Regions from separate parts of the Homo sapiens genome. Here regions 1 and 2 are each linked to region 3. A link is a loop called in an ENCODE intact Hi-C map of the cell type or tissue named here. Cell type or tissue: ascending aorta. All regions are shown on one strand. Each heading gives the region's core, and the rest is flanking DNA. Links, peaks and the distances in the headings are about the cores only.

What was found. Peaks named below come from ENCODE experiments on the same cell type or tissue, not always from the same donor. Only the 100,000 strongest peaks of a DNase experiment are listed, where the experiment ranks them.
Region 1: a loop joins it to region 3, with 2.3 times the contacts of the local background. A loop is called at or near these places in 18 of 110 quality-filtered maps.
Region 2: a loop joins it to region 3, with 2.5 times the contacts of the local background. A loop is called at or near these places in 4 of 110 quality-filtered maps.

What each region holds. Positions count from the first base shown.
Region 1 is chr9:95,072,516-95,083,458 of GRCh38, forward strand. It overlaps AOPEP (aminopeptidase O (putative)), which reads left to right. Exons shown (of 17, transcript NM_001193329.3): 15 at 8,179-8,265; 16 at 10,060-10,204. The coding sequence ends at 10,200. Among named protein-coding and RNA genes, the nearest start is that of MIR23B, 7.2 kb to the right of the region's middle. In ascending aorta, for the core only: a CTCF peak has its summit at 5,070 (motif pointing left); DNase peaks (open chromatin) are centred at 2,356, 4,636, 5,716, 6,586 and 2 weaker places; H3K4me3 peaks cover 4,994 bases; H3K27ac peaks cover 8,000 bases.
Region 2 is chr9:94,794,899-94,805,841 of GRCh38, forward strand. AOPEP (aminopeptidase O (putative)) reads left to right here. Exons shown (of 17, transcript NM_001193329.3): 5 at 5,859-6,104. It overlaps LOC124902220 (a long non-coding RNA gene), which reads left to right and starts at 5,416. Exons shown (of 2, transcript XR_007061676.1): 1 at 5,416-5,546; 2 at 5,637-5,858. In ascending aorta, for the core only: no CTCF peak of the experiment used is centred there; DNase peaks (open chromatin) are centred at 4,753, 5,147, 6,033 and 8,088; H3K4me3 peaks cover 4,402 bases; H3K27ac peaks cover 7,234 bases.
Region 3 is chr9:95,020,090-95,031,032 of GRCh38, forward strand. The region is part of intron 13 of AOPEP (aminopeptidase O (putative)); the gene reads left to right. Among named protein-coding and RNA genes, the nearest start is that of MIR6081, 40 kb to the right of the region's middle. RefSeq lists an enhancer at 3,190-4,389 and a silencer at 8,798-8,948. In ascending aorta, for the core only: a CTCF peak has its summit at 5,780; DNase peaks (open chromatin) are centred at 3,632, 4,448, 5,315 and 5,842; H3K4me3 peaks cover 7,511 bases; H3K27ac peaks cover 8,000 bases.

The sequences.
Region 1 (10,943 bases), core at 1,828-9,827, 52 kb after region 3:
CCAGCTACTGGGGAGGCTGAGGTGGGAGGATCACTTGATCCCAGGATTTGGAAGCTGCAGTGTGCCATGATCATGCCATTGCACTCCAGACTGAGCGACAGAGTGAGACTCTGTCTTAAAAAATATTATTTTAAAAAAGAGATTAGAGTGGTTCAAGTTGTGAGGAAGCTTCAGCAGCTTTCCTATTTCCAAGAAAAAAAGCAATCAAATAAGGGTGAGGCCCCTTTACCATATCCTAGTTAAAATTATTGTTATATCATAGACATGCCCGTTGTCACGGGACCTGTGTCCCAAATCCAAGATGTGGTTTCTAAATGGCCCTTCTAGGCATGTGCCATTTTTCTAGCATTGCAGGAAGTCAGAAGAGCAGGCTTCCCCCTCCACTGTGTTTCTGAGCCTTCCAGAGTTCAGCTCCATGGAACCTCTTGGGTAGTGTGTGATAAGTTTCCTGTAAAGGCAGAAGTGGAGTCTGGCTGGGGCTGAGGCTGGGGCAAGGCTAAGGGAGCCATCTTTACAAATGGTTTGCAGGATTCCCAGGTGCCTGTCCCTGGGTCTCCCTCCCAGGAGATGGCCTGAAAAGCTGTAGCTCTTCCCAGGCCCTTACTACTCCTGGGACTCCCCTGCTCCCTCTGCTGTCCTGCTGCGAGTCTCTGACCTGGCCCAGGCTCTTGCTCAGCCATGTGGTTCCTACCTCCTACCTCATGCCAGCCCAGCCTGTCTGTGGCCCTCCCTGCATGTTGACGCTCTTCTAACCCCCATCTTGGGGAGCTGGAGCTGGAGTGGGGCCTGGTTAGAGCAGCTTGCCTGAGCCGACGAGGGTCCAGCCTGGAGCATCAGGCTCTGGAAGCCGAGCTTGTATGTAGGTTTTCACACTGTCCGGGAGTCAAGACACAGTGGGTTATGAAATCCATCTAGTAGGTCACCAGTCAGCATTTTAAAAAAAGAAAGAAGAGGCCGGCGCGGTGGCTCCCGCCTGTAATCCCAGCAGGCCGGGCGCGGGGGCTCCCGCCTGTAATCCCAGAAGGCTGGGCGCAGTGGCTCACACCTGTAATCCCAGCAGGCCGGGCGCGGTGGCTCACACCTGTAATGCCACCACTTTGGGAGGCTGAGGTGGGTGGACCATTTGAGGTCAGGAGTTCAAGACCAGCCTGGCCAACATGGTGAAACCCCATCTCTACTAAAAATACAAAAAAATTAGCCAGGCGTGGTGGCACATGTCTGTGTTGCCAGCTACTTGGGAGGCTGAGGCAGGAGAATCGCTTGAACCTGGGAGGCAGAGGTTGCAGTGAGCCGAGATCGCGTCACTGTACTCCAGCCTGGCAACAAAGTGAGACTCGGTCTCAAAAAACAAAAAACAAAGAATAAAAATACCAGACTGCATTGCGTGTAGTGAAGGAAAGTGTTGGGAAATAACACTTTGATTTCAGTGTGTGTCTATATGTTCTACATATACACATTTGTGGATACGTATGCACACATAGATATGCATACGTGTTTGTACTGACCATCACTCTGCCCCGCACCATTTCCCAGTGCCTGTCATGCAGTTGGCTGCCATGAATGTGCTTGGAATCAGTGAGCCCCATCCTCATAGCCAGTGCCTGTGTGTGTGCTTCCTTCCACGTGCTTTTTGGATACCCAGGTTGCATGTCTGCTTGGGCCTCCTAGGTGGCTCAGGCCTGTACCACAGACATACCCCGTCCTCCCTGTGGCAGTCTGTCAGTGGGGTAGGGTCCACAATCCTGGAACCATTACTTGGATTCCTTGAGGATTTTAATTCTCTACTGCCAGATATGTGTCTGATGTGAATTGGCTTCCACATACCTGCCCTTCATTCTTCCCACCCTAGATTCCAAGACCCTCCCACCTGCACCCAGCCTCAAAGAAGCAGTTGTGTGGAGCACTCTTAGGAGAAGCTGAAATCTTTGCTGTCATTACCCTGTATTCATGGAGGCTTTGGAAACCCGGAAAGTGCTGAATCCCTTTCCAACAGTATAAATTGCGCCTCTGTGTTACCCCGACCTGTACGCTAAGTGAGGGCAGCACTGTCATTGTTTCTGTTGAGCATGTCCCGTAAGCAGAACACTTTGAACAGCAGATGTCCAAAGTAATTTTTATTGGACTAAAGCATTCAAGGGTGCACACCTGTGTGTTGTGCAAAAGTCAACTTCACTGTGATGACATGGAAAGGATCCAGAGACCCAGATGCCACTTCTTCTTGCGAGAGCTGTGCTGATTTATTTCATATGTGAGCTCTCGCCCACTTCCGGCAGGTCAGGAGGCCAGCCAGGCCCAGGCCGCACCTGCTCTTCCCCCTCCCAGGCCACCTGCTTGTCTGCTGCCCAGCGTCAGCACCGGCAGCGGCAGAGGGAAGAGATGAGCACATCCTTGATAGGTGAGGTGTTGGGTGCTTGAGAGGCTGGATCCAGGGCAGAGGTGTGGGTGCTGCAGGTGTCCAGGACCCTGTGCTCACTGCCACGGGCAGCTCTGTTCTCACTTCTCCGTGCCCTGTCCCTGTTTCCCTTCTGCCGTCTTGTTCTTTCTCTACTTGCCCAGTCTCCTTCCCTCCCACACCAACTTCATCATTTTCCTCCCTCGCCCCTTTGGTCATGGTCTGCGGTCTGGGTCTGTGTAGGGCTGAAATACATGCTGACTCTAGGCTCTCAGGTGATTCCTGGCATAGATTTGGAGTGACTTGATGAATTTTAATCACAGTTTTAAAGGTCATTAAATTTTTCAACTATATTGACAATAGAAATATAATAAAATGTGAATATTTGAAGTGTACCATTTGATTACTTTTGGCATATGTACCCATGAAACATTAAACATCAATGAAGAGAACTGAGAAGCCAGATAACTGTATGCAATTAAGAAATACAAGCAAAACCGCCATGAACAAAGTCAGACAGATTGACAAACCTGGAAAAAGCTGCAGTTTCATCAAAGATGAGCTAATTTTCCTAGTACTCAAAAACACTCAACAGATTAACTAGAAAAAGCCAGTGATCCAATAGGAAAAACATGGTAAAGAATATGAATAGACAGTTACTAGAAAGGATTTTATGCACATGAAAAAAATGCTCGGACATGGTGGCTCACACCTATAATCCCAACACTTTCGGAAGCTTAAGGTGGGAAGATGGCTTGAGCCCAGGAGTTTGAGACCAGCCTGGGCAACAATAAGAGACCCCATTTCTGCAAAAAGTAATTAAAAAAAAATTAGCTGGGTGTGGTGGTACATTCCTGTAGTCCTAGCTACTTGAGAGGCTGAGGCCAGAGGATCGCTTGAGCCTGGGAGGTGGAGTCTGTGGTGAGCCACTGCAATCTGGATGACCGAACGACACCCTGCCTCAAACAAACAAACAAACAAAAGAAAGCAGCCATACTCAACTGGTAATAGAATGCCTAAGCTGCCCCGATGGGGATGGGGGCTCTCCCGCTCCTGCAGGCTGGCAGCCCCTCCCAGGGCTCTAGCTCTCTCTGTTCCAGAAATAGCCTCACACCTCTTCAGGCCAGTGGGTAGCTACCGCTTCCATGGTCTCTGGTACTTCACCGTACCTGGCTGGTGTCCATAATACTGTCCCCACCTTTCTAATTAGTCCCTTCCTCAAGTTCTCTCTTAATTAAAAACTAAAGGACCTCATGGACACCATTTTTCACTTATCAAAAGTTTGGTAATTCAGTGGTGGTGATGGTACAGGAAGGTGGGGTCTCACGTCGATTTTGGCAGGAGTGTACATTGCTACACCCTCATGGAAGGCAATTTAGCAGCCTCTCAAAGTGAAGATGTACACACTGATCTGGACACCCCACATCTAGGAAGTTGCACACAGATACCTCAGGGCACCGGATGACCCACACCTTGTGTTTCATTGCATCAGAGGTTGTTTTCAGTCTTTACTGTTAGGATGTAAACTTGTGTCTATCTGTCAGGGTCTCGCTAATCTTAGCATTATTTGTAGTATCATAGACTACCCTGCAACCATTAATACAAGGAATGGGGAATCTCTTCCTGCACTCATGGGAATCGTAAGTCAAGATATCCTATTAAATAATCAATGTAATTATATAAAGTAAATATATATCCTTATCAGGGTACAGAGGAATGCAATCCATGAAGTTATCTTTGTTAGGAGGAAAAGGAAAAATACATTGTGTGTGTGTAAAACACACTGGCCCAGTGGCCACCTGCACAGTAGGGACTGAAGGCAGTCTCTGGGCATAGGGATGAGGGGAAGACCTTACCGTATTTTGTATATTAATCTAGAAAAAAGGATTCTAAAAAGCTGAGAAATAGAAATTGACTTGTTTTGGGGTGTGATTCATTTGCTGATCAGTCTCCATTTGATTGGGTCTAAAATGAAACAGTTACATTTTTCTCCCATCCCTATCCCCAGCTGGACTTTGTCCAGTCTCCTAGGGAGCCAAGCCCTTATCATAATTTCAGATTTAAAGTTCAGATCTCCAGTGCAGGTACCTTGTGGCTGGGGAAGGGTCTGATCAGGTTCTTCTCCTGCCACCTTCCAGGCCTGGGGAGGAGAGGGGGAGGGGACACTATCTCTTGGTAGGTCCCTCTGACCCTCACAGCTGCTCCCCTGCAGACGGCCCTCTGTGTCCTTTGTGGCAGGCAGCCACAGCTGGCTGTCCCCAGGAGCCCAGGTTATGTGTTTCTCCTGCCAGCATCTGCTTTCCTAGGCACGGGACAGCACAGTGCTGTGGCTCTGGGGGAGCCTGGGCCAGCCTCCAGCACTGCCCCGGCTCCCAGACAGGGTGGGAGCAGAAAGGCAGCCAGGAAGTGTGGCTTTCACCTCTGAAAAGCAAACTCCTTCCTAATCGTGCAGAGAAGACAACTGCCCGGGTCCACAGGGAGGCCGGTCGCCCCGCCAGGATGCTGCGGGGTGGCTGGCGACCAGAAGAGACAGTGAGGAGTGCCCACTGGTGCCAGGCACCGTCCTGGGAGCATGCGCTGTCCCTGTTTATTTTTATTCTGACTGAGGAAATTACAGAAAGACACGTTGACCACCCTCGTTAATAAATTAAGAAATAAGAGCAGACCTCTAGACTGGACAGCTGTCCTCTGGTGGCATGCTGTGGAACTCTGTGGCCCCACCTCTCTGGCCCGTAGGGCTTCCCTGCTTTCTCAGCTGCGGAGGAACTTGATGCAGGAGGGCAGAGCATCTTTCACGACCTTGAAGCCCCTCGGTGGTCTGGAGACAGATATTCTGTCAGGGCTCCTTTGGAAATACTGCTGGGCTTAAGTGAGACTGATGTCATCCCCACTCCCTGTGGTGACGAATGGCATGCGAATTGTGGGTCCTTGAGAGTTTGGGGGATAAAAATAAGGATTTTCTTTGTTTCTCAAAGGAACGAAGAAAAGTGAAGACTGCGCGTGAGCAGGAACTATCTGGCCTGCCCAGCCTCCCGCAGCATTTCTGTGATGTCTTCTCAGCATCCTGTCGCCGAAATATTGACATACACTTAGCTCTTTATAATGAAAAGACTTGTTTTTATCTTCTCTTGATGGGGTGGGAAAGGGAGTGGGGGTGGGAGACTGGGCTTGGTCTGTCCTTCCTGGATGCTGTTAGCCTCCAGGGGTCAGAAGCCTGGGTCTCTTATTAATCTTGACAGTAAACTATTTCTAACAGTAAGAAACGTGGAAATACTGACTTCAGATCCGTGGTGAAAGAGCCTCTTCCACCCGCCATCTGGACCTGCACCAGCTGTGGGCTGCCGCTGCCTCCGGCCGCCACCGAGGGCCTTGTTCTACTAGGAAATAAGCCCCAGTTTATGCTTCGTTGTTTCTGTGTGTGTAAATAAGATGAAGGAAAGCACAGAAAGAAAAGGAGAGGCGAAACCCTCCATTCTCACAATCAAATCTAAATTGTATAATGTCCTCCAAGTTTTAGAGTGACAGCAGTCATTGCCAAAAGTGTGGTGTGGTCAGATCAGACAAGCGTTGGTTGTTAGAACACTTTAAAGAACACTTAGAAACCGACAGGTCTCACGCACGGGACCCTCCCTAAAAGCTGGCACACGTAGGGTTTCTTTTGTGCAGTTAAGAAAATAGGCTCTTTCCCTAAGTCTCAGAGCAGCAGCTCCTGTCCCCAGCTGTCGCTCCCATCCATATGTGGCCATCTCGCCAGACCACACCAGCTTGCCTGCAAGGCCCTTCAGCCTTGGGGAGCTGGTGCCCATCTTCACAAAGCTCGCAGCAGATGACACCTCTGCTGGTGTGTGGACCTGGCAGTTTGGTGGCACATTTAGGTGGCTGTGAGTTGGAAGAGAGATGAGGGACGGAGGCGTCCAGCGGGCAGTTTGGGTTCTCCACAGCTGGGCGCAGTTTCTTCTAGCGGCTTCCTCTGGCATGGGATGGTGAGCTAACTTCTTTGAGCTCTGGTCACTTGTTCTTTCTGTTGGGGAGGTGGAGGGACTCTTTCTTGTATAGTGTGTCGTTAATTTCTGTTGGCTGTACAGGAAAGCACATTTTGTTGAAGGTGGAAAGATTTTGCCGTCCCAGCCTCCTTCCCTTTTGCTCTGAGGGCAGAGGCTATCAGCCCCTCCCAGAGGCATGCCACTTCAGCACTTCAAAGGGCCTGGCTGCCTGCGAGCCCAGGGCCGCCCAGTGGAATTCCTGAGTTAACACCCGTTCTCAGAGGGCACTGTGGCCTGGGGGAAGGATTCTTTCCAAAAGATTGGTTTCTCTCCTTCAATCTTAACTGTTTGCATGTAAACCTATTTAGAGTAGATTAAAGGAGAGATCTGGCTAGGTCAGTGGATAATGATGTCATTTACAGGGGCCCTCGCCAAAATGTTGACATTGCTTACATTTAATTATTGCTGCAAATATATTACTATAGAGTATCTCCCTCTTTCACAGTCAGTAAAAACAAGGGGTGATAGAAGGAGGCTCTTCTAAAATGCACATAATCACTTCTATGTATGGCTGATGTTGGTTCAGTGATGGAGTATAAAATGGTTGACGTGGTATAACTGAGAGTGCTTTGATGCAGTAGAAAAAGGCAGGGGACTGGATTCTGAAAAACAAGTGGTAGGTGAATCTTCTTGTAGAGCATGTGCCTGCAGCACCGAGCAATGCCGCCTGCTCCGGGATGTGGGGAATACCTTGCGCAGGTGGTTCTGCCTGTGTCCAGAGGGCGGCCAGGGCTGGCATCGGACTCTTCCACTGTGTCCGGAGATTTGAAGAGGGTGGGAGTGGGGGTTCCTTCCGAATTCCTGCAGGTGAACGTTTAATAAAGTGTATCTTTTAAAAGAACAGCATCCACCTTTAGCTTGTCTGTTTTCAATGTTGTGCAAACCTACACACCTGTGGATACACAGCAGGAACTATCCACTTCAGGGGTGTCCTGGGCTTACTCCTTCCCCAGACTCTCAGAAGGGTGCTTTGCCTCTTTCGGGGAATTAGAGAGCAGTGTCTCCGCCTCTTACTGTGTTTGTTACAAATCAGCAGCACTGAGTCAAATCTGCTGCAGGAACTTAAGGAGTGGTGATTTGAAAGGGAACCCTCACTCACAGCACCCTGAGGAAGGAGCACCAGCAGCCTGGTCGGAATGTGCATTGAATTTCCCGTTATGCTTTGCGTTTAGTATCTGTCATCTTGCAAAATCATGTTTAAAACAGTGAAACACCCAACAGAAACACCTGCTTTTCTCTCTAAAGTTGACCAACAGCCCTAATTAGCACTGTGGTTTCTTTCTTTAAAAAGTAAACTTACTGCACGGTGGCTGACGCCTGTAATCCCAGCACTTTGAGAGGCTGGGGCGGGCGGATCACGAGGTGAGGAGATCGAGACCAGCCTGGCCAACATAGTGAAACCCCGTCTCTACAAAAATTAGTGGGGCATGATGGCAGGTGCCTGTAATCCCAGCTACTTGGGAGGCTGAGGCAGGAGAATTGCTTGAACCCGGGAGGCAGAGGTTGCAGTGAGCCAGATCGTGCCACTGCACTCCAGCCTGGGTGACAGAGCGAGTCTCTGTCTCAAAGAAAATAAAAAGTAAAAAAAATATACTAAAAGAAAATGTAAAACTAAGTGTGTCAACAATGCCAGCCCATTTGAGAGCACAGCTTTCCGGAATACAGAGGCTGCCTGTCACTGGGCCCGGTGGGCTGGGATGCCTGCCTGCTTGTCGCTCACTGGGCTCTCTCTTGTTCCTCCAGGTTCGCCATCGGTGGTGTGAACTCATTGTTAAGCACAAGTTCACGAAAGCCTACAAAAGTGTGGAGAGGTTCCTTCAGGAGGATCAGGTAGGTGTCATCTTTCAGCAGATGGGGATTCTGTAAAGGCTGTCCCTGCACTTCACACAGGAATCCACGTTCTCAGTATCTCTTTCATAACAAATAATTAAATCTGTTACAGAGATTCTTAAGGACTGGTGGGATCTTGCCTAACACTGATTTTTCTGAGCTGCTTTTTTCCTCTCTCAATGTCTTTGAAGGATTGAGTTGAGCACCTTCAATGCCGCCTTGTGGCCCACACGTCATCCGATGCTGCGTGCTCACACTTCACGGCATCTCCAGCACCTGCTAGGCCATGCGTGTCCCTTGGTGACGCCGTGGGGTAGATCCCTGATTTCAGTGGCCCTCATTTAAAGTACACGTGCAAGTCAGACTGGGAGAGCCCCGACGGGACAGTCTCGGTCTGTACCTGCACCTGCCGTGCTGTGCTAGGCGGGTTTCCTTCCTGTGAGAGCTTTTCTCACTGTTCACCAGGGACAGCAGTCACCTTCCTAGGAGTTCACAGGCAGTGCGCATGTGGGAGCGGATCTGGGGAGACCTTCATTGGCCGCCTCTGATGTCCGCAGTGTGTCAGGTCACCAACAGGTGTGTCCTGTAACACGTCACAGCCTCCCACGCCTTCCCCATTTCCCCACTCTCCACCCCCTCTGCCTCTGAATGAGTGGCCTGTCAAGCACTGTGGGTAACAGCATGGAGCTGCCTTCCAGCTGGGGTGGAGAGTGGGAGTGAGGCAAACAAAAGGACTTTTGATAGGGTCTCAGTGTGGGGGACAGCCAGCCAGTGAGGCCTGAGGCCTCATTATTCCTACAAAGAAAAGTACATGCCTTTGTACCAGAAGAAATGTCACATTTGCACAGCAGAGCAAGAGGTATCTGGAAAAACATACAGGAGTATAAGAAGGACAAAATTTAAGAGCAACTTTATGGTCTGTTCTAAAGACCAGAATTCACTGCAGTATATTTAGAATTGTGATCTTTGACAAATAAGGATCACCATGTCTGGACTTTTTTGGGAAAGCACTTTTGAACCCTTAACTACGAAGTTTTGCTCTTGCGATGTCTTTGAGACCCTTCTTTTAGTTTACTCCAGCGGAATGTAACTCGTGGCATAACTAAGCATGGCACAAGAGAGTAGACAGATCCAGATGGGCCCTTGGGTCTTCTAGAACGTCCTTGGCTATTTTAAAAATACAGGAAAAATGCAGATGTGAGTGTTTGCGGCATTGTTCCCAAGCAGCAGAGCCGGTGCGGGCTACGGTGCAGGGCTGTGGAGGAAAGGGCGCAGGCGGGGTGGGCGTCTCTGCGGGCATCGTGATGTGTCTCTGCCGCGGCTGCTGCCTGCTGTGCTCTTTGCTTCCCTGGCAGGTGAAGGACTTCCCGGATGAGCTCAGACCAGCTACTCCTAGGGACACACTTTGCGGGGCAGGAGTCCCGTGTCTGTAATGCCACACAGGCTCTCCGCGTGGTAATTCTGGGAACCATCTCTGTCTGTTCAGAGCGTTCCTGACACGGCCATCATGGTGGGAATGCCTGCTCATCGTTCTGTCACCAGTGAAATCGTCAGAGTCTGTGTAGAGAATTGGGAGCTGAGGATTCCTTGGGGTTTTGAGTACAAGGAGGAGACAGGGATTGCAGACTGCAGCTTCCAAAAGCACAGTCAGCCCACGGCCTCTGTCTTCTCTGGGGTCTTTGCAATTTCTAGACCAGCAAGTGTGTGTGGAACAAGCACAGACTGAGCTCATGTGTGCGTGTGTGTGGGTACCCACACCTTCGCCTGATGCCCTTTGGCCTCTGTGCCCTGCAGGCCATGGGTGTGTACCTCTACGGGGAGCTGATGGTGAGTGAGGACGCCAGACAGCAGCAGCTCGCCCGTAGGTGCTTCGAGCGGACCAAGGAGCAGATGGATAGGTCCTCAGCCCAGGTGGTGGCCGAAATGTTATTTTAACGAGGTGATTCTCTCCCTTTCCTTTCTGTCATTTAGTTCTAACCAGATACTCCTTTTAGGAGCCAACTAAATCAGTAAGCCGAATAGTTAGCCAAGACTACCCGCAGCATCAATAGTCGGCTCCCTGGCCCAGGGCCTGGAGAGTAACTGGCCAAGTGGGTGCTGGGCTGGTATGGGAGCCCCGGGTCCCTGGAGCACCTTGCCTGGCTGTGGCAGTCACCGGGAAGCAGAGGCTGTCCACCTGGAGGCACAGCGGCACTCCTTGGCACTATTTTGGCCACTTCAGGTTTTATAATCTGTTGAAACAAAAATTGTGGGGGAACATCTTGAGTAGGTTTAGAGATGGAATGGGAAGCCTGGCAGAAGCGCTGGTCCAGTCTTCAGGGTCACGGCTGATACAGGAGTTTAAGCGGCCGTGTGACTCCAAAGCCTAGCTTCTGCAAGCAGATGTTTTCTTCTAGCCATGTGTGAATTGGAGGTTCCTTGGGCTGTCCACGCCTGGTCATCGGCTGGCAGGAGGCTCTCCAGGCACACGCAGCACACACAGCACATGCACCACACGTAGCACACACACTGCATGCAGCACACACACACCAGAGGACGCACCACACAGAGCACGCACAGCACACACCACACAGCGCACGCACCACACAGAGCACACGCGGCACACACAGCACACACAGCGCACGCACCACGCAGAGCACACACGGCACATGCAGCATACACACCAAACAGCGCACGCA
Region 2 (10,943 bases), core at 1,877-9,876, 230 kb before region 3:
ACTTGGTATTAGCAAGAAGCACACTGTTTTGTGTTAAGCCACTGAAACACCAGGGTTGTTTGTTACTGCAGCATATCCTAGCCTATCCTGAATTGATACAGTAGCCATTAGTTGTTCCAAGTCAGAAACTAAGTCTTGATCTAAATATAATCTCATTTAGTCCTAAGGATAAGCCTGCAAAACAGATTGGATAGATTATTATTCCCATTTTATAGATAAGGATATTGAAGCTCAGCAACTTGTTAACATTAATGTCCCTACTAAGTAGCAATACCTGGATTTATATCCAGGCCTGACCCCAGAGAGAGGTGAGTCAGAATCTTACCTGGAGACTTTAAAAAACTGTATGTAACATTAATGCCTCACCTGGAGTCTGATCCACCTTCCCATCTGGAGAGTCACTGCCATGATTTGAGCCACCATTATTGACTGGAGTGTGTTGTGTTGGAACAGAAAACAGAAGTTGAGAGCAATGCCTTTGAGCCTGAAAGTGCCATTCTTGGTGGTTGGATATACCTCTTTGGACAAAGCCACACTTTCCTTATCTGTAGAATGAAGGCTTTGTCCATGGGTTCTCAAATTCTTGATGGTGAAGAAGTACTCTTCTCTTTTTCATCTAAGGCCTCAGCATTGATTGATTGTTAGAGGAGCTGTGCAGTTGGAAAATGTGTGCCTTTGGAAGGCTAGGGGAAGGCAAAGACAGACATTTGTTATTTTGCCTTTCTAGCCATATTCCAAAGAGATGTGGGGTTGAGGAGTGGGCAGCAGCCACTGACTCTGTGCTCTCTCCTTCCTGCTCAGAAGCAACTTAAATGGCTTCTCAGTTTTCTTGCATCCACTATTCTGAAAGGAGGAAGAAATGGTTAAATCAAATGAAGATTCTGGGAAGAGATGATGTCTAAAATTCCTGTCGGGCTTTAGGGGAAGAAGCAAGTACAACTCCTCTCTTGTCCTCCTAAATTCACCAGTTGAGGAACAGACAGAGGAGATAAAAATAAAGGTTTTATTATTGACAGAAGCTGGACTGAAGGAATACTCAGGTGCATGGTCTCAGTGGGGTTTCTGAGACTCCATTTCCAAATGAGACAAATTTACCCACCCAGTTACCAGCCCAGCTGGACTGCTGCTGTCCTCTATAACACAGATGTAGAGTCCACCTGACACATGGCAGGGGCAGGCCCAAAGTGCACCCTCTGTGTGCAAGCAGATTCAAAAGAGAAAGCCTGGAATGGCCCAGCCAGTCAGGTAAGCTGGGGAGAGGTCCGGGTGCCACTCTAGGGAAGCGCGTCTTTCCATGGAACTGTGAGGACTGGTGAATGGGGTTCCTCCCATGCCCCCTTCCATGTCCAATAAACTGTGACTGAGTTTTCCCTTCCTTTATCAATATGCTTGTCCTTCAGGAATATGCTGCTGATAAAATCATAGCTTGCATTTGCTTAGTTCTGCCCTGGCTGTGCACTTCATGTGTGCTGTCTTTAGCTGTCAGAAAGTGGCTTTGTTTTCATCCATTACATGTCTGACTGCATGCAAAGTTTGCCAGCAAAGGTGCTCTGAAGTGCCAGTCACAGTGGTGTTTTTGGTTATGTTCACATCTGGTCCCTTTTGCCTTCCCCAGCACCCGTTCTACTTCAAACCTTCCTAAGACCACCAATCAAATTCATGTAAATCCAACTTTCACAGGGGCCTGCTATACCACAGGTTTTCATTTGCCTAAAGTGCTCATCTGGGTTCCAGAAATTTGGCCAAAGTGTTGGTCACTGAACTTTTATGATCAGTGTTCATGTGGGTAAAATTATAGTAAGAACATTCCCTCTTCCAGCTCCACTTTCACACATGCTCCAGCCACTCTGGGTGAGCATTTTAGTAAATACATTGATTATAAGGCTCTCAGATAAGCTGTTGAAAGTTTATTAATTTTATTCAGCTGTAGTATAACCTTCAGCCACAGGGGAATCTTTGTGTTATGTTTCTTTAACCTCTTGAGGCCTTTGTGGGGGCCATACAGTTTAAACACGACACAGAAACTTGGATAAAGTCCAAAGGAACTTAGCAAAAATGATTAAAGGCATGGAAAATGGGCACTACAAAGAAGAAAACACATTGAGACTGATTATTTGAAAGAAGAATCTGGTGGGGAACAGGTCTTCTTTAGAGTTGTAAAGTATATGAAAAGTTGCTTTGATAGGAAGTACAGCATCTTTGAGTCGGTGCTGAATCTATGGAAGACTATTACTTTGTAAAAAGCACAGAATTGGCCAGGCGCGGTGGCTCACGCCATTAATCCCAGCAATTTGGGAGGCCAAGGCGGGCGGATCACGAGGTCGGGAGATCGAGACCATCCTGACCAACATGGTGAAACCCCGTCTCTACTAAAAATACAAAAATTAGTTGGGTGTGGTGACGTGTGCCTGTAATCCTAGCTTACAGGAGGCTGGGGCAGGAGAATTGCTTGAACCAGGGAGTCGGAGGTTGCAGTGAGCCGAGATTGCACCACTGCACTTCAGCCTGGCAATAGAGCAAGACTCCGTCTCAAAAAAAAAAAAAAAAGTACAGAATCCCCTGACCTCTTCAGAAACAAGGCGATTCTATGAAGAATGGCTTATGTGCTGAGTTATCATAGAATCATAGTGCCAGAAGAAACCTTAGAAAAGATTTTCATTTGTTTATATTTTAAGTATAATTAACATACAACAAAACGTGCAGATCTTAAGTGTTCAGCTTGATGAGTTTATGATGATTGTATACAGCCTAAACCTGATAGAGAACATTCAGTCTCCACAGTAAGTTAGTAAATTCTCTCATACCTTTTTTTTTTTTTTTTTTGAGACAGAGTCATGCTTTGTTGCCCAGGCTGGAGTGCAGTGGTGCGATCTTAGCTCACTGCAACTCTGCCTCCCAGGTTCAAGTGATTCTCCTGCCTCAGTCTCCCAAGTAGCTGGGATTACAGGCATGCACCACCACACTCGGCTAATTTTTTTGTATTTTTAGTAGAGATGGGTTTTACCGTGTTGGCTAGGCTGGTCTCAAACTCCTGACCTCAAGTGATCCACCTACCTTAGCCTCCCAAAGTGCTGGGATTACAGGCATGAGCCACCATGTCTGGCCTCTCATATCCTTTTCTAACCAATTCCTTACCTCCTCCAGCAGCCACTTTGGTGAGACTATGTTAAAGATGGGGAAAAAGAAGCCCCAGATACTGAGTTGCCTGCCTTGGTCACAAGTGAGCCAGTCTGAGAAGACAGTGAAGCCCAGGTTTCCTGATCCCTATGTGGGAACGCAGAAGTGGCTTTCCTGATGCCATTTCTGTGTCCATTTCTATGGGAGCCTTACCCTTCTCACCTGGTCAGAGCTTGATTGCCTTAAAGTCCTGCATTTTTTCCCAGGCTTTGATTACAATGGTACTAATTCACACAACTAGAATCATCTTCATCATCTGAGCTAGTGCCTTTTATGCCCAGAGAGATTCTAACTTGCCTTGTTCCTGATTGGAAAAGGATATGAGAGAACTTACCGTGGAGTCAGAATGTTGTCTATCAGGTTTAGGTTGTATACGATCACCAGAAATTCATCCGGCCAAACACTTTTGGGTGTATCTTTGGCTACCTCAGTATTCTCTAACTTTAGGGTTCTTGGCAGCAGGAAATAATCTTTTCCCATGTTATATTTAGAGAGACCATTAGAATGACCTTTTTGCAAAATTGTGCTGTGGTAGATATAATTTAAGCTTATGCCTCAGCTTTGTCCAGAAGATGCCTGCACACTCCAGTTTCTCTGTGGTTTAACACGATCTGAAAGCTTTGCAATAGAGATTATATGAACTGAAATTACTGTAGCACATTATATACCTGTGTAAATACATGAGAAAAAGATACTGTGGTGGTTAATTTAATCAGTGGCCTTTTTCACTTTGCGAGACCTTTGACCACATTCATGCACAAGCACAGTACTTGTCATTAGGTGGGCATTGCAGCCTTTTTAGTTAAATGTTCACCAACAGGCACCTTGACTCACTCTCTCCACAAAGCAAGGTTATCAATCCAGGGACTTTGGCCAGAATTAAATGTCAAGAATTATATTCTTCATGTCATCTTATTCTGACAAGTTTTTATGGGCCTCCATCCATTTTCTTACTCTCCGTTGTGGTGAAATGCCTTCAGTGCTGGAAGCTGTGTTCTATGAACCATGCTGCTAGAAGGTGAGGCTTATCTGTACCTAGCCATATTGGTCTCCTGAGCGCTGGCCTTGGGTAAGTGAAAGGTACTTCTTACATTTGGAGAGGAATTATTGTTGCATTCTGCCCATATTGGGACATGCCAGCATCTTAAGATTTTTCATTATTCACTGTGAATCAAGTGAGCACCTGTAGTTATAATTGGCTGGGTGCAGTGGCTCATGCCTATGATTCCAGCCCTTTGGGAGGCTGAGGCAGGAGGATCATTTGAAGCCAGAAGTTTGAGACCACTCTGGGTTACAAAGTGAGACCCCATCTCCAGACCCCATCTCTTAAAAAAAAAAAAAAAAGGCTGGATGTGGCATGGCAACATGCCTGTAGTCCTAGCTACTCAGGAGGCTGAGGTAGGAGGATTGCTTGAGCCCAGGACTTGGAGGCTACAGTGAGCTATGACCCTGCCACTGCAGTCCAGCCTGGGCAACAGAGTGAAATCCTGTCTTAAATAATAATAGGCCGGTTGCGGTGGTTCAAGCCTGTACTCCTAGCTGTTTTGGAGGCTGAGGCGGGTGGATCACTTGAGGTCAGGAGTTTGAGACCAGCCTGGCCAACATGGTAAAACCCCGTCTCTACTAAAAATACAAAATTAGCCAGGCGTGGTGGCACACACGTGTAATCCCAGCTACTCAGGAGGCTGAGTCAAGAGAATCACTTGAACCTGGGAGGTGGAAGTTGCAGTGAGCTTAAATCATGCCACTGCCCTCTAGCTTGGAAGACAGAGCTAGATTCCATCTCAAAAAAAAAAAAAATAATGAAATAAATAATGATTAGAGGGGTTTTTCATTGTGTTTGAATAAAAGACATGTTAGCAGGTGAAAAAATGGAGTACTGTTGGATGTAGGTTTGAGTAGATAAGTTCTCTTGAGTCCTGTGAGTCAGGTTCTAGGAATTCTCTTTCAGTTCCGCCTTTGATGGAATAACTGGCAGTGGTCGGATGAAGCAGGCTGGGGTCTGATCTGTTTCCTTAAAAGGCTGGCTCAGTTAAATTTGTTCTGAAAGTGGGTTGGGAAAAATACTGTATCAAAAGTGCCTCTGTATTCCTTAATAACAGCTTTTGATGGGCTGTGTAAAGAACATTTAGATTACTATTCAGTAAAATGGTTTGTGTTCTTTCGAGGAGTTTGAGCCTGTAACTTTCATTTGGTTCATGGTTCTCCCTCAGTCCAAGTCTTTTATTCTAGGTAATCCCAGAATTGGATCTTTAATTTGTGTGTACTGCTCCTTCCTTTCTGAGTTATGAATTGTCTCTAATTTGGAGATTGTTCATATGGTGATACTTGAAAACATCTAACCGAGGGCAGGAATTGTTTGTATTTTGGTGAGAAGTTTTATTGTTTGGAGTCTTTAGAGGTCCCCCCACAACAAAGTTTATTCTAAAACAAGATTTTACTGCTTTCTCTTATCTTAGATTGAAGCTAGTCTATTGATTCAAACACATGAATACGTTTTTGTCCTGTAAATTTTCACTGCTGCACAGAGCCAGTCAAGCCAAGAATTGAAATGAGCAGTCTTTGCTTGTGAGTCTGTCTGAACCTCTGTCTCCTAAAAGTTGTCTACATCTGCAAGATTGCCTCACCTCCACAGCAAGAATAATAAACATGTTTTACCATTTATTTTGTGTTATTCCCAGGCATGTTGGTGTTTGCAGTCACATGGAATACCCCTGCCGCTTCCAGAATGCTTCTGCCACCACCCAGGAGATCATTCCTCATCGGGTCTTTGCCCCTGTGTGCCTCACGGGTGCCTGCCAAGAGACCCTTCTGCGGCTGATCCCTCCTTGCCTCTCAGCAGCACATTCTGTTCTGGGAGCACACCCGTTCTCTCGGCTGGATGTTCTCATCGTCCCTGCCAACTTTCCAAGTCTGGGGATGGCCAGGTATGTTGTTCCATTGTGGCACTTGGGGTACATACATTTTGGAAATTCTTTGACTATGTCTTGCTTTCCTTGAGCTCTGTCAGAGCAGTCATTTGATTAGAATGGAGGGGCTATGGTTGCTCATGCTTGGACATCTCATTGCTGCCTTGAGGGACAATTTTAATGCAGACTCCCTCATGCACGAGCCTTTGAGTGTCATGGGCTCAGTTCAGACTGTGTTGAAAAGAAAAGGCTCACATTGTTGCTGGGATTGAGAATACATAGTGCCCCCTGAGTGGTGACTGTTGGATCATGGCTGATCAGTGGCTGTTAGCTTGGATGATGACAGCATAATGCTAATGAGCCAAAGGTTATAGCATCAGGCTCTGGGCACAGTAACATGACTTGGTCCCAAGGCCACAGGCTACTCACCTAATCCTGACCAGCTGTCTTGTCCATTCTCACCACTGGTCACAAGGGCAATGACTTGAGAGACCCTGAGTCAGATAGACTGTGGATGGATCAGTGTAAATCTATCCCTACTGCTAGAAAAACAGCTCAAAGCAGATGGCTTACTGTGGGGGTTGGAGGAGGAGTCACGTGCTACTATTTTTTAACAAATGCACTTTTGCTGTTGTGTCCTGGTTTGGTTCCCTGTATTTATTTAAGCTAAAATCTATTAATTAATGCCATTGTTCAGTCATTAATGGGTATCTGTGTTCCACTGAGAAAAGATAGAGAATGTACTTGGTTATATTTCCATTTTAAAATCTTAATCATTAGCAGTGAATATGCTTGACTAAGGATGGGAAAAATAAGCTCATCAAAACATGTGACTTCAAGTTTTTCCCTATTAGTCAAGGAAATTCCTGCTGCCAATTAATTCCCATGCTTTTGAGCAGCTGTCATTTGTGGTGTTTTCCCTGAAAACTGCACACATTCTTAGTAAAACCATGAGCAGAAAAGAACTGACCAGAACATTTGCTTTTGATCTTTACTACATGTATGTACTTTAAAGACTGGCTGGCTTGCCTTAATCCTTGAGGAGGTCTGAGAAAGTCATTTAGACTGATTTTTATCCTATGTTTATGAAGATAATGGGAATGCAGGAACTAGGATAATTATATATATTTGGTTACGTGCATCATATAATTGTCTTGGATGTCTATATATAGAATTTTTCTTAATGGAGGGGGGGGCTTCTTTTGTCCCTTTGAAGAGTCTGCTGGCCTTAATTTAAGTAGTAGAGGTGTTGGTGAAAAAAGAGTTGTTCATTAAATGTTTCTTATTTGTACATGGGTTTGAGGGGCCCTATTTACTTGGGAGTTTTTAGCACTTCATGAGAATTGCAGTTTTTTAAGGCATGTTTGCTAGCAGTTCCAAGTTCTGGCCTGAGGGAACCAAAGGCAGAGTATTTTTCATGCACAGGATTCTGTTTTCTATAGCTCCTTCCTGACATCAGTCTGCCAAATACAGAATGAGTTGACCTGCAGGCAATTCTCTAAAGCTTCTCTTTTCAAGTTTGCATGCCCAAGCAGGTAGGCTGTGTGTTTGCTGCTTTTTGCGATATTTGAAGTGATTTAAACATGCTTAACTCTGTATTTTTAGAGTGGCAAGCCTGAGTACCATAAGACCAAATGGTCCTGGGCACAAATTTTGAAAAATATGGTGGTGATCATAACTTAGCAACAACAAGACTGCTTTTATGCTTAAAAGCAGGAGAACCGTATATTCAAAATTTGTGGTTGGTTGTCAAATACCATTTTTTTCCCTTCCTTTTAGACTGTGGAAGTAAAGTCTGCCCAGGTCTAGATGTTTTTCTGGACTTATTACCATTCCCTGGATGAGAGCTGTGGAAGGGGGATTGTGGTCTCTTCCACTGCCAGGTGGGGTGGGGAAGGGAGGTGCTCTGTTTTTCCAAACTCTGGCTTCAATTGATTCTGCTTGCTTGGCTTGACTCTGTCGGGATCCCAACACCTTGGGCTACATGCAGCTGAGTGGGGTTTATGACTCAGCTGGCTACTGGGGCCCTGCTGCTTTATTTATGGTCGAGACTTTGCTTGAGGTTTTATAAAGCAAAGCTAGAACAAAAACGATGGTTTTGTAAGTCAACTTCATACCCTAAACAGGAATAGAGAAACCTCAAGGCTAGGAGGAGTCATCCAAAAAGACCTCCATACTGAAACCTGCCATTGTCTTCTTAGTTATAATATGCTGAGAGATCAAAGGACTTCTTGGTAAATTAAATGGCTCTTTCCCGAGTCCATATTTTATAAACATGTATGCAAGATCGTAAATTCCATACCTCTGGACTTCTTTAGTGATTAGGTCTTAATTATAATGAATACCATTTTATACCATTTCAGTATTCTTTTTTGGCAAATGATATTAAACATTCCCTCATGAACTAAAATGGGTAAATTATTAATCATGTTAAGCAGTTTCTGAGAATTTTAGATAATATAATGATTTCACTATTTTGAATATTACGTATCATAGTTTTTATTGAATAAGCTTAAAAGTCTCCTCTTTGATTCTGTTTTTGAGCTGGATTCTGATATTTCAGTGAAGTGAGGAAAAACACATTTATAAAACTTGAATGTATGATAATGACAAATCAGTTTATAAGAAGGTAAATAATACACAAATAATATTTTAGAATTTCGAATGCTTTTCAAACATGGCAGTAACTAGAACATTTATCAATACTGCTCTTCATGATTTTTGTCACCTTTTAATATAACAGGAGCCATTACTAACTGACCCCCTCCCCTACCCTGGTCCTTTTCCAAATCACTGTTCCAGGGGAGAGGGACTTTAATTCTTTGCTGAGAAAAATCACTAGTTTGCCTTTCAGATGCTTTCCTCAGTGGGTGTGTGTGGGCTTTCAGTTTTTGTTTCATTGTGTTTTTGCCTTCCATGAAGACTGAATCTGCCATATCAGGAACCGTAAAGTATACATTTCTTGACTTGACTACTATGATGTCTGTATGAAGATATGCATGCATTTAAAATGCATCTCTGAAGTACACACAGCTCTCTTCCTGTTGGTTTAATTAATATTCTACTGTTTTCATTGTGTCCTCGTATGTTCTCAGAGTCTCTGCTGGGGATTGACTGGCAAGCCTAGTTTCTTAATTTTGAGAAATAATGAAAGGAGCTCATCATCACACTTACACTCTCTGTTATAACAGCAGTAACGTTAATGGAATCATATTCTAGAACCAGGCATATGACAGTTGCTTAAAAATTAACACCTTAATCTTACCTTTGTATGTGTGTATAGGAAATGCTTTGCTTTGCATTTGTCTCTCAGCAGTTCACAATTACATGTCATGGCATAGTTAGGTTGGCAGAACTACCTAGCTGTCGTCCATATATGTTCTTTTTTTTCCTTGTATTTGAATTTCAAGAATCTCTTGCAACTTATTTCAGAGTGGTTTTCTGTGAAGAGCACTGAAGTTAAAAAACCATGTGCTGTGTAGTTCTGCTTCATGGCTCAGCTGTTCACATGCATCTTCACCCTTCATCCCACTGGGAAAATTGAGGGGAAAAAAATGACTATAGTGTGGCCGATGACAGGTGACAGATTGTTTGAGCTTTTCCCCACCTGTTCTATACCAGATAATCTTGATAATTTGGTTATTGTTTATTTATTCTTGCAATAAATATTTATCAAGCGTATACTGTGTGCCAGATAGTACTTACGATGCAAAGCCTACAAGGGTGAACGAGATAGAGGAGGCCTCTGTCCTTATGAAATGGACATTCTAGTCAGGGGAGAAAATTAGTGTACGTGAAACAAGTAATTAAGATGTATGCTATGAAGAAAATAAAATCAAGTAAGTGTCACAGTGGGAGAATCAATAGCATCGTTAGGGTGAGAGGGAAAAGCTTCCTTAAAGGGTGACATTTGGGCTAAGACTGAAGAATAAAAAGGAATCAGCTTTGTGACCATCTGGTGGAAAAGCACTCCGGTCCACAGGCCTCAAGGTGGGAACCACTCTCATGGGTTGGAGGAGTAGAATGAAGGCCAGGATGGTGGCAGGTCAGTGAGGTCTTAAAATGGCTTTCCTTAGCCCCGTTCTTAGTGAGCTTGGGTGCCAGGAGCAAGTGAGTCACTAAGAAATGGCAAGATTAAGTCAGGTCCATCATTCTAGGCAGACGGGTTATGGGAAGAGATCAAATTTTTTTTTTTTTTTCTTGGGACCGTAGATACCTATACCATCTCCCGACTGGCTAATGAGAACCTGATTGGCTTAGCAGCTGCTGTTCTTGAGCAGAATTCTCCATGGCTGAAGCTATCAGAACACCTGGCACCCAGACGGGCAACCGTCCCTTTGTAGAGAAGGGAGAAGTCTCAGATCACCACGTTTTCTTCCCCTGGCAGCTGTTGATTGATTCTTTGCAAGGGTTTTTGACATCGTTGGTCACAGAGAGGGAAGCTGTGTCTCATCCTAGTTTTATTTGCTCATCCTAGTTTGAAAGGTTTTTTGTTTTTTGTTTTTTGTTTTTTTTTTTAAAAAAAGCAACAACAACTGAATGAAAATAGGATTGACAATTAAAGACCATAGAAAAAATTATCAATTATTAAAATCTTCACAACATGCTTCACTATGAGGAAAAACTATAAAGCTCCCTATTACACAAGGCTTATTCTTAAAAGGTTTGATTGTGCAATAAAAGACTTCTGAATGTTTATACTAGTTCCTGACTATTGCATGCACAATTTTCTTAAGTACCTCAATTTGCAAATAAACGGTATGCACGTACATGCCCAAGAATGAATGTAACCAGCCTTTTCCTCCACTCCCTCCTCCCGGGTTAGACAGGGTGTTGTCCTGTTTATTCTTATCTCCC
Region 3 (10,943 bases), core at 1,818-9,817:
AGAATGCAGAGGCCCTGAGAAGTTGATTCCCAGGCCTGCATGCTGGCCTGGAACTAGAGCCTGGGTCTCCTCTTGCTTTTTCCAGCTGTCTGCCCAGGTAGCTCCCCAAGGCAGGCATGGAGGCAGAGCTGCTTTGGGTTCCAGGTAAGGAGAGATGTGTCCAGGTGGCCTTTGTTGTATTGTGGGGCACAGACACTGAGGGAGACAGGGAAAGGTCTGGGAGACACAAGATGGTACCCCAGAAGGCCATCCTTTGTAGACTAGACACACATCCAAAGGGAGGGCTGTTTCCTGGCTTATTGAGGACTTTTCCATTTGGGCTAGAAGTAAACTGAGTCAGATTTTGAGAGATCAGTAATTCCAAAGAGCAGATAAGGATTCTATAGTAACACAGCTGGGTTCACTGCACGGGTTGATGTCAAATTGTGCTTTTCATGTTACATTAGTGGATTTTACAAGGCACAGATTATTTGACATTTTTGTGATGCTTGTTATAGACCAACTGTGACATGACAGTATTATTTAAAAAAAAAAAAAGAAATATAGGGCCAGGCATGATGGCTCACGCCTATAGTTTCAGCACTTTGGGAGGCTGAGGCAGGTGGATCGCTTGAGCTCAGGAGTTCAAGACCAACCTCGGCAACATGGTGAAACCCCGTCTCTACTAAAAATGCAAAAATTAGCCAGGTGTGGTGGTGCATGGCTGTGGTCCCAGCTACTCAGGAGGCTGAGGTGGGAGGATTGCCTGAGCCTGGGAGGTGGAGGTTGCAGTTAAGCCGAGATTGCGCCACTGTACTCCAGCCTGGGCAACAGAGTGAGACCTTGTCTCAAAAAAAAAAAAAAAAAAGACATAAGCATGACCAGATAAATTGACATTTTGTTTTGAAATGCAGTAATGGCACTCTCACAAATGACCTTTTCACCAGTCTGTGCTGGTATTTGTAAATATATATGTTAGTATTGTTTTCTAAAATGCAAAGCTGATTTTCATGTTTATATATATTCATACCTTGATATATTGCAATTTTAGAGTTTCTGCAGTCTGTCTAACTTGGCTGTTTGTTCATAGGCCAGATCAAACTACCCTCATTCCCCAAAACTTGGATTGTGAAGGGATTAGTGCCCCAGAACTCTCTGTGTTACTGGCAGGGCAAAATGGGTAGGAATAGTCTGGCTTAGGGAAAAAGACATATTTTCTCTCTAACACAACTGGCAGATACTGAAGTGGGCAGGTGGCAAGAAAAGGCAAGTACTGAGCTGATTCAGACTTGCAGAAAGCTTCCTCTCCTCCTTCTTAGCAAAATGAAAGGCTCTGGGAAAAGGCACCTGCCTTTCCCTGCCTTGAGGATCCTGGCATCCTTGAGTCTTTATTGAAGATTAATTTAATGACTTGGTCAACAATAGCATTACCTAATCACAGAGCATCAGATTATCATAAGACAAATTTAAATGATGCCGAAGTATCTTCCAGCAGAGGATTAGTGATGTACCAGCATGCATGTGTAGCTTGTGTGGGTGTGTGTGCATACAAGCATGCACATGTGCGCACACACACAGAGAGTCTAATTGGCCTTTGTCCTCTGAGCAGGGGGCAGGTTTGGGCTGGGGCCTGCTGTGTGACCACAGTCTCCCATCTTAGATTGAAGCTACATCGCTGTGTGCATCTAACTCTTGATTCACGGTCTGACCGACGCCTTGGTTTCTGGAGAACTGCCCTCGTTTATGGAAGAGTCACTGTCATCAGGAGCCATCCCAGGGAGAGGCTCAGTGGGAAGTGTAAAGGTGGAGCAAGTAAACCGGCTCCAGAAGAGAAGGCGAAGAAGGACTATTTCTGTTTAGATTTGCTTAACCGCATTTTCACTTTCTTGGGAACCCCTGATGGAGTTCAAGGTCATAGAAGAGAAGAAATCAGACACTGCTACAGGACTCTTGCTCTTGGTTCAGATTATTCAATGGGAGGGGAGAAGAGAGTAGTCGCAAGTGATTGTTGTAGATTTTGTCTCAGCTTTTTGTTTTTCTTTGTATCAAACCTGTTTTGAGATCATACACTGTTACAGAGAAAGAGAGGAGGCATATTATAAACGTGTGGACTTCAGTGTTATTCCTTCTCTTCAAAATGATGTTCCAGGTGTCTAGAGGGTGAGGTATGTCATTTACATGAAGGTTAAGAATAAAACAGAAAGTGCCTCTATGGTATTCTTAGTGGGGTTTTTTTCCTCTGAAAAACTGTTGCCAGCATATTTGGGAATACATCCTTATATTATTATTTTTGAGATGGGGTCTCTGTCGCCAGGCTGGAGTGCAATGGTGCGATCTTGGTTCACTGCAACCTCCACCTCTTGGGTTCAAGCGATTCTCCTGCCTCAGCCTCCTGGGTAGCTGGGACTACGGGTGCCCGCCACCATGCCTGGCTAATTTTTTTTGTATTTTTAGTAGAGATGGGGTTTCACCGTGTTAGCCAGGATGGCCTCGATTTCCTGACCTCATGATCCGCCCGCCTTGGCCTCCCAAAGTGCTGGGATTACGGGCGTAAGCCACCGCGTCTGGCCTATTTTGTTTTTTTTTAAAGACAGTTCATTATTGTCTATCTTAATATGTTAGAAATCACTCAAAATAAAGCAGCTGTTTTAACAATAGCTCAGTAGAAATAGTTTGTTGAGAGTGTTTTACTTCCCAAGAAGTTTTTTGATGTAGTTTTCTTAGCAGGAAAAATGTTTGTCTGTTGTGGATGGAAACATTTCCCCCCTTGCCCAGAACATGTGTGGTTTCCATTAACTTATTTTTCCATAGAACTTTGGCCATGGCTGTAGCTGATGCTGTGGGTCACCTGTGCTATTAGGGTTAAATTGAGATCTTAAGGTACCTTTCTCCCCGCTGTAGTCCGGAATGACATGGGTTTGTGATCAGACAAACTGATTGAAATCCCACCTTTTTGCCCCTCACCGGCTTTTTCACGCTGGACCGACTCGCTTCTCTAAGTCTCAGTTTCCTCATCTGCAAAACAGACTTCACGGGAAAACATTTTGCACAGAGCTGCCCCTGCATCATGGGTCACAGACAGTAGTAATTAATGTTACTGGGGAATGGGCTTTTCCAGTACTGTTTTCAGACTTAAAGTCATTTGTTATCTGTGGTGTGTTATGGGAACAGAAGATGTTCCTGAGAGCTGATAGGAGAGACCAGGAAGTGTAGCTGCAGGAAGAATGACGATGAGGGCACGTTTGGAACATCAGCGTGGCGGATGTGGGCCAGCTGAAGTGTCCCCAGCATTAAGACTGGGAAAGCAGCCCAGTCACTTCTCTAGTGGGTCCCAGCCACAGGTGCAGAGGACGCCTGCCTCCCAGGCAGACCCAGGAAGCTGCCCCATGGGGCCACTCTGCCCTAGTCAAATACTGCCTCAGGTTCAGTTGGAAGTTTCCAGTCGGCTCCTCCAAAGGGAGTTTTAGTTGAAGTCACTAGAGCTGTTTTATTGATTTTGGTTGAGGTCTTTGTGAGCTCAATTTACAAAAAGTCTGGTTATCCACAAAAAAATGCTTGCTGGTGTCCTGAGCAACTGAAGAATTCCAGAAACCTTTCAACAACAAGTGTTGAGATCTCCCCTGACCCCCGCCTCCCAGCAACTACAGAGGTCTGAGTTTGCAGTAACTATTATTCTTGTGTGGAATTGGCTCTGGATCGTTAATAAGTTTCCCTGAGCGCTGACTAACAGAAACCCACTTAGTCACAGAAGAAATGGGTCCAGTGTTTGTCCCAGCTATGAGTAATGGGTTATGCATGATTTAAAAAGGCTTCTCAGAAAGGCCTTGCTTATGTAGTCAAGGATCAATATTTTTGAAAAGAAGTTTTTATAGGTAAGCCATAACATTACTTGATAATCAGACATCATTTTCAAGTAGTTAAAAGGGTCATTGGATAAAGCTCAGTGGACCGACACTGGCTTCCTAATTGCTAAGGGCTGAAACTCCACATGCCCTGTAAATTATGAGCATGCTTGAATTTTTTATGGGAAAAGAAATTATGGTTTTATGTCGGATAATTTTCATGTCAAATGTTAGATCAGCCAGCCGGCTCTATCATCCAGGCAGGTTGTTGTTTTTCCCCACCTGATCCCTGCTTTTCCTTGAGAAGTTTATTTTAAATGGAGAGTCAGGAATGAGAGAGAACGTAGGATAGGAATGAATCATGAGAAAAATGCCACCAGTTGTTTTCCATAGTCCGTGTCCTTGTTGGAATATCCTTACCTTTGTCAACAGAGAGTAGCAGTTCATCCACAAGCTCGTGAGCAGCCACTGGCAGCACTGCCTCCATGAGGCCTCGGGAGCATTCTCATTGTTTTCTCCAGGCTGTGCTGTTCTTCCCCTCAGCCTTGAGAGTGACCAGGGATCTCCTAGGCCTAGGGAAACGCCACCTGGTCATTGGCCAGAGCCGTTTCTAGATATGGTATCTGACCCCTGTGTGAGTACCGACTGCCCAAGAGCTGGCAGTAGTTTTGTACTCTGAGCCTGAGCGTGTGGCCCCACGTTCCATGAGGCCTTTGGCCGGTTTGTTTGCCAGAGTGTCTCTGAGAGGAGGGAGAATGTTGGTATGGAGAATAATTTTATTGCTTTCTTCTCAAAATAAAGGAAATACTCAAGGGAATGGTGGGAGGGGAGGGGATAAATATAGCGTTTCCGATTTCCTGCTTCCTCTACTCTTCCACAGCATTTCACTTTTCATACGGTTAGATTTTCATCCTATCGACTTCAGCTAAAAATAATTCCAACCATTTCTATCAGATTGGCCCTCTTATCATACTTGTTATTATTTTGCTTTCCTATTCAAAACCTTTTTTTCCCCTTAGGCCAATGAACTGTTTTACTTTATTAGCTTCATATTTATTTATTTGTTATTGATGGATAATAGGTATACATAGTTTTAGGGTACATGTGATTTAGTACCATCATATAATTTATAAAAATCAAATCATTATATTTGGGATCTCAATCAACTTAAATATTTGTCTTTTCTTTATGCTAGAACCATTCTCAATAGCTTTTCTACAGGGAATAAAAGATGGTCTACAGTGCTCACCTGCTGCACCTGGTGCATGTGTCATGGTCTTATGGCTGGGGCAGTCTTGGTGTCCTGGCTTTTGGATGGTCAGAAATTCTGGCTTGTCCTTGTTCTTCCTTCTCCCGTGATCCATTTTCCCAGCAGAGGCCATTACATATGCTGGTGTCCCCCTACTCCTTCCAGCCTTCTGTTAACAGATACTGTCAGCCCACAGCCACTGCAGACGTGGCCCATTGCTACTTCCTTGTCCACAGCAACAGTGCTGGATACGGCTCAGTGCCTTGTCAGACAGACAAGAGTTGTTGATGAGTCTGCAAAGCAGAGCTGGTAGGTTAGCTGCCAGAGCTGACCCCACTGAGCAAAGCAGTGAGTTTAGTAGGTACTTGGCAAAAGTTAATTCATCAGGAGTTGGGAGAAAAGGTGCAAGAAAGGTCGTCTTAGATTATTGGGCATGGGCTGCCTGCTTACCACATTGGTATTTTCGTTTTGTATAATTATTAAGTTGATAGTGATTTTAACAAATAAAACATAACTTTGAAGTTTGGGAGGTAAGTGACTTGTGTAAGGTTTTAGGTTACATGAGCTAAAGATAAGAATTTCTGTAGTGTCATTTCCTAATTGTTCAGAGTGCCCATTATGCTTAGCCTAGGTGTCTTGCTTGGGTTAGCCCATTCTAAAAGTCGTGTGTTCCTAGGGCAGTGGTCATGATCATCACTGGACTCTGCCAGTTCCCAGGCCCCAGCACTGCCTCCGCCGGCAGCAAGCAGTAATAAGTAAGCTCCGAGTGGTTAAGCCTAATAGGGCTGTGACCCAGTTTGAACTCCGTAATGAGGAAAGAGCAGATTTATTTGCTCCCCTGCATGCGTCCCTCCCCCGTGTTCCTTTATTATCTTTAGAGGAAATTGAATAGCAAAATTCTGCATTCTCATAATGCTAATGGACTGATGTCATCTTTTCCACTCTGAAGTCAAGAAAGTAAGAGAAAACCGGAATATAGATTTAACACTTCATAGCTACCCAGGGCTTCAGCACAGGTTCTTTCTGTGTATATATATGTTTTTAACAACTTTAAGGCGTAATTTACGTGCCATAAACAATTCACTGATTTTAAGTAAGTTAGCTAAGTTGTGCAACCATCACCACAATCTAGTTTTAAAACATTTCCATCATCCCAGAGAAACCCCTGGCATCCATCACTAATCACTGCCTATTTCCCCCTCTCCTCATCCCTAGGCAACCTGTAAATCTACTTCTTGTTTCTGTAGATTTGCAGTTTCTGGACATTTCATATCAGTGGAATCATATAATACATGGTCTTACGTGTTTGTTTTCTTTCACTTAGCATAACGTATTGAGGTGCATGCATGTCGCAGTGTGTATCGCTGTGTTCCCTTTATTCCTGGACAGTATTCCATTTTATGGTTACACCACATTTTATCTGTCTGTTCACCAGTTGATGCACATTTGGGTTATTTCCAGTTTAGGGCTGTAGTAATGCTGCAGTAAGTACAGATGAGTTGTTAAATGAACATATGCTTTTACCTCTCTCCGATAGATGACCTAGGAGTCACGTAAGTTGAGTAAATTTATATGAGCAGTTGAGTAAATGGAGTGATTTAAGAAGCCTAGATTGTTTTCCAAAGTGGCTATACCACATTACCTTCCCACCAGTGATGAACAAGGGTCCCAGTTTCTCCACATCTTTGCCATGAGCTATAAGGAATATAACCTTAACTGTTGACTTGTTTTATATTCTTAGGTACAGAAGAAAGCTAGGAACTATTTTAAGGTATTTACAGTTTTTCAAGCATTGTTAACACATGTTAATTAAAACTGTAGGGTGGGAGTGGTGGCTCACGCTTGTAATCCCAGTACTTTGGGAGCTGAGGCGGGTGGATCGCTTGAACCTAGGAGTTCGAGACCAGCCTGGGCAACATGGCGAAACCCCATCTCTATAAAAAAATACAAAAGTTAGCTGGATACGGTGGCATGCACCTGTGGTTCCAGCTACTTGGGAGGCTGAGGTGGGAGGATCGCTTGAGCCCAGGAGTTCAAGGCTGCAGTGAGCTGTGACCACACCACTATACCCCAGTGTGGGTGACAGAGCCAGAGTGAGACCCTGTCTCAAAAAATAATAAAATAAAATAGAATAATAAAATAAATAAACTTGTAGTCTTTGATGCCTATCCTCCCTACTCTCTAGGTTCTACCACCAGTCATGCATGCAACAGTTAAACACATTCCATTTAATTATGTTTTTTTCTTGTGGACTTGATATAAAGTATTGAGTTGATGTGTGTATGTGATATTGTCTAAATTAAATTTACTTTGAGGAGTGATGTTTTTGGTATTTTGAATTCTTTTTTTTAGTTCTGTTACTCAAACCAATGTTTGTCAGTTTGTATTTCTGATTATACACATTGTTTTAATATAGAAAAGACACACATGTGTCTGTAGAGCCATGTTTTGGGGTGCTTTAAATAATTAAATAGTGAAGTTCTAGGTGTTAGAATTTGGTAGCTTTTAAGGATTCTTTATTAAAAATGCAACTAGCAGTATCTGTATGAATCTAGGCTATCTCCAAAAGCCTTGCAAAAGTTGTGCAGGAAACTTTATCACATCATTAGAACATGGCAGGGGTTACTACGTTTTCAAGTCCAAATGACCAGAGTTTCTCATTATTTTTGCTTATTCTAGAATTTGCAGGTATTTTTAATTTTGGCAGTGAGCAAATCAAGTGAACCTATTTTTCTAAATAAGTCGTATCATCAGTCATGACAGAGCATTCCGGTGAAATAACCCTCTCGTCGTGGGTGAAGTTCAGGACCACCCTTTGGGTCTCAGCAGAATCATGAGCCTCAGAACACTCATTGCAGGCCTGTTTATCTTTCAAATTTGTGCTTGTCCAAATATTCTGAAGCGGGGCATGCAGTCTGTCAAGAGGAAAAGATGAGAGGCATTCCAGTTCACACCTAGCACCCAGGTGCCCAGTGCCAGAAGTTCATGGGAGGAAAATAGTGACAGAGATGATTTTCTTAGGGTCTGATATCTGAATAAACAACCTCAACTGAACACAATTTACATCAATTATTTTGGCCTCCAGAGGCACTTTTGTCATGTGGTGGCAGTTTGTTATAAAGGAACGGTTCTCATAGGGCAGAATCACCCTCGTGGGAGTGATGTGGGTGCTTTGTGATCGGGGTGCTTTGGCCGTGGGTGTATGGAGTCCAGGCGCACTATGCCTGTGGTGCACAGTGCATTCCAGCAGACTGGAGAATTACGTCACTACCCACACAGCCTTCAGGTGCCAGCTGGAGAGCTGTACAGGTGAAAAACTGGTGTCTAATATTTGGGCTTAGAAATTCTTTTATGTACACAGTTTTAATATTGACTCAGGTTTCTGGGAATGAGTCTGAAGGGTAAATCTGGGAAGATTGTATTTTGTTGAATTTTTCCAAGAGTTACTTGCCATTTCAGAAAATCTCTTTTGCAGTGAGAATGCATTTGTGATGTTTGAGTGACCACCTGCCACAGCTGCTTCAGTTTGCATTAACAGCTGTGTGTTAGTGGGGATTCTCCAGGCAGCCCATTGCTTCACTGTTGTATTTAATTGGGTACTCAGGCATCAGCTTGTAAATATTGACGTCCATATTAATGCTTTATAACTCACTTTTCCTTTAATTCTGCTTTCTATTATAGATAGAGCATTGTATTAGAATTTCCCTGCCCAATTGTGTATATTATTTGTGTTAGGTTATCCAAGAATTCCGCGAGAGCCATTGGCCCCAGATGTCCGCAGTGTTTTGGTCCATATTACTGAGATACTAGCCTAGTGTGTCTGGAAGGCAGCGCCAGCTGGTGAGGAACGCACATGGGGCAGAGTTTCCAGGTAGCTGTGTGGGCAGGTGCTGTGTGGCATTGAGCTGTCCTCGTTTGCTGAAAACTGATTCTCTCAGGGGCTTGCCTGGGACTCCCTAGGATGTGGTCCTCTATACTTGCTGCCGTGACCAACATGAAATCTCCTGTCACCGTGCACTCTCTTGGGGAAACTGGGGGTGCCAGAAGACCAGCCACACATTTCTGAGAAGAGGTGAGGGTGAGAGGCAATCAGGCTGGCAGGCCTCAGGTGGACATTACTGAATTCCTTATGGGCATTGTGTAGATGCATACATTAAATCATTCTACCAGTCTGAATTTTCCTGGCCTTTGTCCTTTTGTCTGCGTGTGTTACTGATGAGCCATGCCCTGTAAACCGGTGTGGCCCCTTCCAAAGCCTGTGTTTTCTCAGTAGGGTAAAGTTACTCGAGATCCTCAAGTGTAAGTGCTGTTTCTTTTTTGTGTGCTGCGTGTCACCCTCCTGGGCCCTCACACCTGCCATCCATTCAGTGCCATGCCAGTCACTCCTTCACCCCCAGAATTTGAGAGACGCCATGTGTTAGCAGCTCCTGTTTCAGCACTGATTGGAGTTTCTAAGTTTTCCAGTATTTGTTGTCCTTCTTTCATTTGTTATTTATATTTTGGGCATTTCAGTGTTTTGTAAGCATCTTCTCCAGCAGCTTATCAGGGGCATGGTGAGAATTTAAAAAGGAAAGTTACTCAAGGGAAGGAGGTTGAAATTCATTTCAATTTAATTTATAATAACCAAATCTGTTAATATGAAATCCAGGTGATAGTCTGGCCTCTCTTTCGTAGTGCTTGTCCTGGGAGATGGGTGGCATTACTGATGGTGTGCCCAGCACTCCTAAGTAGGGAGGCCCCCTGGGAGTCCAGTTCATGTTGCTCAAGTTGTTGAAATCTGGATTTGAGTGCTGAGTTGACCATTGCAGCCGTGGTATGATTCTGGTCTCTGCATAAAGTAACCAAGCTTTGTTTTCTGGTGTGATACCTTTCCTGTATTTTTATTACAGTTCAGCATATTTAGTTTCTTGTTTTAAACCAACTCAAGATAAGAAATTTAACTTTTTTTCCCCCTGAATATCAAAGTGATACTGTCTGTTACAGAAAATTCTGAAAATATGGGAAGGTATAAAGAAGAAATTTCAAAATTACCAGTAATCCAGTCACTCAACCAGCACTTTTAGTATTTTGATTGTCTTTTAAGAAGAATAATTATTGAAGAAGAATGGGAGCGTGTTATATATTTGTGACTTTGACTTTGTGACTTCAAAGGTGGTTTCATGCAGGCTACTTTTTAAAAAAATAATTGAATTCAGTTGTTTTGAAATTCTGCTTTTTTGGAAAGATCTGTTATGTACATTTCATAAAAAGCAACTTCATTGACCATGAGTACTGGAATTCAGCATTTAACTGCAGCTGTAGTCCTGGGGATATGTATACCTTAACTGATTCCATTTGATAACCATCTCCTGTGTCCTGGAGTAAATGGCTGTAAGTGCAGAGCAGCGTCTGAGCCTCATGAAGGGATCGTGTCGGACTGTGAGAGGAAGGTTTGTGCATTCGTCCTTTACCTTTGCCTTTCTGCATGTGGCCAGTGATGTAAAAACTGGCAGCAGCCATCCTTCTTCCTCTCTGTGTCTCTTCTTCCTCTCTGAACATGAATCAAACAGGCATCCATTTCAGAATCTCAGGGGACACTGCCAGCTCCCCATCATGACTTGTGTGTTTAGTTTGTAGGCGCAATATGGAAATTATGGAAGATGAGCTTCAAGGTTCAGCAGTTAACCGTGGGTCTATTTCTGCTCTACTTTATGGGTTACACTGAAATGGATACTCAACTTATTTCTAAGAAACATGCAGTTACACAGCTGTCTCCTGCTTTCTGGCTTTTATTAAAATGCAAATAGTCCTCACTTCAAAGTAGCATAATCAAATCCTGAAAGAAGTATAACTGATACTTTGCCTCCTCTCTAGTATTTCCACTATGTTGTCTG